Linked DNA regions of Homo sapiens: region 2 is linked to region 1. A link is an interaction called in ENCODE POLR2A ChIA-PET data of the cell type or tissue named here. Cell type or tissue: Caco-2. All regions are shown on one strand.

What was found. Peaks named below come from ENCODE experiments on the same cell type or tissue, not always from the same donor. Only the 100,000 strongest peaks of a DNase experiment are listed, where the experiment ranks them.
Region 2: POLR2A ChIA-PET joins it to region 1 with 7 read pairs; 2 of 35 experiments call an interaction of 5 or more read pairs at or near these places.

What each region holds. Positions count from the first base shown.
Region 1 is chr20:37,282,858-37,285,357 of GRCh38, reverse strand. No RefSeq gene overlaps it. Among named protein-coding and RNA genes, the nearest start is that of MANBAL, 5.5 kb to the left of the region's middle. In Caco-2, no CTCF peak of the experiment used is centred here; a DNase peak (open chromatin) is centred at 1,330.
Region 2 is chr20:38,761,888-38,764,387 of GRCh38, reverse strand. The region is part of intron 5 of ACTR5 (actin related protein 5); the gene reads right to left. Among named protein-coding and RNA genes, the nearest start is that of ACTR5, 15 kb to the right of the region's middle. In Caco-2, no CTCF peak of the experiment used is centred here; no DNase peak of the experiment used is centred here.

The sequences.
Region 1 (2,500 bases):
CACACCCAGCTAATTTTCATATTTTTGGTAGAGATGGGGTTTTGTCACGTTAGCTAGGCTGGTCTCTAACTCCTGAGCTCAAGCGATCCACCTGCCTTGGCCTCGCAAAGTTCTGGAATTACAGGCATAAGCCACCGCACCGAGCCCCAATATCACCTTTTCAAGGCTCCACTGACCACCCTTTGCAGCTGACTGTTTATCCTAAGTGGCTGGTATTCCCCATCCCACATGCTCTTCTACCCAGTGACTGCTTTGAGCAATAGACAATTGTGGAAGAGATGCTGTGTCAGTTTCAAGCATGGTGTTGAACTGGCCTGGAAATCAGCCACCATGCAGAAAGAACAACTATCCCGAGACCACCGAGCTGTGAGAAGCTCAGGCCACATAGGGAGAAAGAGTGCAGGGAGCATCAGGCATCAGACCCAAGAGTGAAGAAGCTACCTCAGAGCGGTGGAGAGATGGATGCATGTGTGTTAAAGTAAATGTGGCAGAATGAAAGTTAAGCATAGAATCTGTTAGGTTAAGGAATGGCAAAAACCGCAATTACTTTTGTTCCAACCTAATAGATGATGGGTATAGCATTTTTTGAACAATTCTTTTGGCTTTTTTGTATGTTTTAATTTTTCGTTTTAAAATTTTGGGCCAGGCACAGTGGCTCACGCCTGTAATCCCAGCACTTTGGAAAGCCAAGGCAGGCAGATCACAAGGTCAGGAGTTCAAGACCAGCCTGGCCAACATGGTGAAACCCCGTCTCTACTAAAATACAAAAATTAGCTGGGTATGGTGGCATGTGCCTGTAATCCCAGCTACTCAGGAGGCTGAAACAGGAGAACTGTTTGAACTAGGGAGTCGGAGTTTGCAGTAAACCAATATTGCGCCACTGCACTCCAGCCTGGGTGACAGAGCAAGACTCCATCTCAAATAAAAATAAAAAAATAAAAAAAAACATTTTTTGAACAAAGAAACTATCTTGGAAGTGGATTCTCTAGACCCAGGCACCTCAGCAGACACCACATGGGGCAGAGATGGGCCCAGGAGATGGAGCCCTCCGAGAGAGAATATCAAGTTCATAGAATGGGAACCCAGCTAGTATTTGTCACTTGGGCTGCCCAGCATCTGAGACCCCATTTGTGGGAATCCCAAGAAGCAGGGAGATAATGGCAGACGAATGGGAGGGACACGCTCCCCTCAATTCCTGCTGGAGCATGGACACTGGACCTAACCATGACCAGCCAGAAGCCTGACTCCAGACTCCGAATCTGGAGGTAGAAAGGCCAGCTGGAAGGGTTGGTCAGAGACAGTGGTAAGTCCAGAGTCCAGGGCCTTGTTCAGAGCAGGTGGCTGTCAGTCCAAGATCTGATCATGCCTGACTTGGGTGGTTCCTGCCTGAGCCAGGTATCACAGTGTTCCCAGCAACTCCTTCTCACCTTACGCTCAGCTCCAGCATGAAGCCAAGAATGCTGAGTGCGGTGGATCCCACTGAGTCCAGAATGCAGGACCACAAGGAGAGGCCTCTCTTCTCCGGGCAGTGGGGACATTCTCCATGTGCCAGAAAGGTCAGCGATAAGTTCATCTTAGAGGCAACAGGGCCCAGGCAGCAGTGGAGACTCGCCACATTCTGGATTCTTTATTTGGGCCTCCAGGAGGCTCATAGCAGATAAGCAACTTCAGTTGTTCAAGGCCTGCTCTCCTCCTGCTTTCTACAAGGTGTGGACTCAGGGCTGGATTCCACACTCAGATATCTGTAAATCTACAGGGCTCAGGTCTGCTGCAAAGGAGGATAGGCTCACGTTGCCACCCTGGCCTCACTAGGGAGGGCATCAAACAGAATTTCCATCAGAAGAGGGATCACTTGCCAGAACTACACAGGGTCTACCCTTCCCAGGAAAATCAAACACCTTGATCTGTTCTTGAGACCCAAGATTTCCCATGGTTGTGAAACCTGAAAAGCTTCATTCAGCAGACACTTATTGAGCACTAACTGTATGTCAGAAAAATCCTAGGGACAATATCTTGGACTCCAGTTGGGGGAGATGGGCATAGAAACAAACTAAGATAATAGGATATTGTGAGAAGTGTGTGCGGTGCCAGGAAAACCCAGAACATCAGATTCTGTCTTGGTGATCAGGGAAGGCTTCCCAGAATAGGTGGCTTTCAGTCTCCAGCAGAAGGGTACAGCAGCAGCAAAGGCCAACGCCGGGACTTACACTCCCAGTGCACCCCAAAAAGAGACTCCAGAACTTCATCTCTCTAAAGCATTTCAGTCCCAGAGGCAGCACAAAGCTCACCCACATCCAGCATCTGGATGGCTTTAATTACCTCCACATTTACTAAGTGCCCCATTACACTTAGCTCTAACTGACAGCACAGTTGACACCCTGGGTTAAATTCACACTAAATATCCAATCATACACAGCACAAGCAGAATCACTTGTCCCGGGAAGGCACTTTTCCAGTTGAATAACGATGGTGCCTTTTAATTGTATGATGTTTTTCCTCT
Region 2 (2,500 bases), 1.5 Mb before region 1:
GAGAGAAGTTCTGGGTAGAAATATTTAGTTGCATCCCAAGGAAGAATGCTGTAACAATGACAGCTGCTGCAGAATGGACTGTCTTATGAGGTAGTGTCTTGGGAGGGTTCAAGCAGAGTGTAACCAAAGCCAAGTATGCTTGAGAGGAGACTGCGCCATTGAGTATGCATTCTGAGTCTCTCCTTACTCTCGGAATTTATGAAGTATGTAAATCACCAACATAATTCAGAGGACTTAAATATACTTCTCTAGAACCTACTCATATATACTGCAAATGTAAACTAGCATTAAAATAAGGCAATACCCCTCAATACCCCACACACATTCACACACCAAAAGTCATGTGGCAAATATGGCATGCAAGATGGGTGACAATGTACTCTAAATTCTGTTCAGTATAGATGATTCTACAGTATTTGAGGGGGATTTTCCAGGCTTGAGGATAAACCCTGGAAAGGAAAGTGAATGTTTCTTCATGTGAGACTTGTGCACAGGATGAGGGGGCTGGTTTATAGAGGTAATCTGAGGAGGAGGAAGATGGGTTGGGTGACACGAATCTAAAGAACCTTGCTCTCAGGGAAGGAAGCAAAAGCTGTCCCTGCCAATACTGAATCAGACAAAGAGGGGAGGGACACCTGCTATCTGCACAACCCTCACTGCAGACATTACTGTATTTGATGGGTGAGGATGCTATGGCTCAGAGAGGTGAAGTAACTTGCCCAAGATCACATCACACTAGTAGGCAGTGGACATGTGGGAAGAGGCAGAACTGCTCAGTTCCAAAGTCTTTGTTCTGCCTTAAGCTGGAGTTCTATAAATCATGAGGCTAAGGATAAGACAATTGGGGCTTTAGGAACATGAAAACAATCTAGCCTGAGGTCAGAGTAGGTAATACAAGAGATGAATGAAAGATTTTACATGCAGCAGCAAGACCAGCTGAGGCAATGACAGGCTCCTCTGTCCCAGCAGGGACAGCAGAGAGGGAGTAAAGGAACATTCCCCTTGCCATCTGCAGTTTGTGATCTGGAAGACTCTCAGCTTCCCTCACAAGAAAGGAGCCCTACCATGGGAGTGTCTGTGCCTATTCTGGCTTGGCACCAAACCCAGCTCTTCAGGAATGACCCCAAAGGGGTTCCAGGGGAGGAATGGAAATTAATCATCAAAGTTCTTTTTCATTTGGTGGTTTGTCATCTGGGGGAACCAGGAACCAGGAGGCAGTGTGACATAACAGAAGGTGGTCAGGCTCTGGAGTCACACTGATCCAGCTCGGAATGGCAACCAAAGGTATATTAAAGGTCACAGTACTAGAGCTGGAAACAGTACACTCTGAGCTGCTTCTCCATCTATGTAAAAGTGGGACGTGAACTTAGGGCAGCGTCGGGTGAGAAACGAACAACGCTTCCCTCTTCCCTTTTAAACACACACTCAATTTGGTCCCTTAAATAATTCTGTTGTATTACTGGGTTGAAGACAAAGATGTCATCTGTGTATTTAAAATAACTACAGACAAAACCTGTAACCTGTGATTCCCCAAGTAACAGGTGAAAGCAAGCACTGGGCTCCACTGGAGTCCTTCCTCTCTACATCCCACATTTTTACCCTATTCTTCATCTTCATCCTAACCTCCACTCCAGCCTCCCTCAATCCAAGTGATGACCTTTCCTGTGGATTCACATGCCCTTCTCTACCCAGCCTGGAATCCAATCACTTTTGCCGTCATCCCTCCACCAACTCTATCTGCTTCTGTTACACCCAACCAGTAAGCCTGCAGTCTAAAGGATGCCTCCCAGTACTCTTTCCACTTGGGCTCCGGAGCAGATTATATTTTTAAAAGAAGGTCACAACAGTGACTTCTATCCCACACACTTTTCTGTAATGTGACCTTGACACTCCCCAAACAGAGGTGGAGGGTCTTTGTTTCCTCCCCTTGAGTCTCAGTGGGGGACTGTGAGGACTACAACCAACAAAGTATGGTGCAAATGATGTCATGTGACTTCTAAGGTAAGGTCCTGAAAGGTCATGCAGCTTATGCTTTCATCTTTTGAAACATTCACTCTCTAGCTGCTCTCTTGGGAAGCTCCCTCTTGGAAACCAGTGGCCACACTGGGAGGAGCCCAAGGCACACCAAGAGGCCATATGTGGGTGCCTGGGTCAAGAGTCCCCCATGAACCCAGACCTTGAGTCCTCCCAGCCCAGATACCAGACAGGTAAGTAAAAAACCCTCCAGCTGATTCCAGTCCCCAACTATTTAATTCTTCCCAGCAGTGGCTCCAGGCAACTTGAAGCAGAGATCCCTGTAGCCTCTCTCAATTCCTCACCCACCAAACCCATGAGCACAATAAAATGGTTGCTGTTTTATGCTGCTAAGTTTGGAATGGTTTTTGTAGCAATAGAAAAGTTAAATATGCTCCAGGGGGGCAGGAGTGCAGAAAGTCCCAGGTGCTATTTAGGCAATCCTGTGGTTACTTCTCAGCTTCCTTCTGCCTGCCCTTTCCCAACA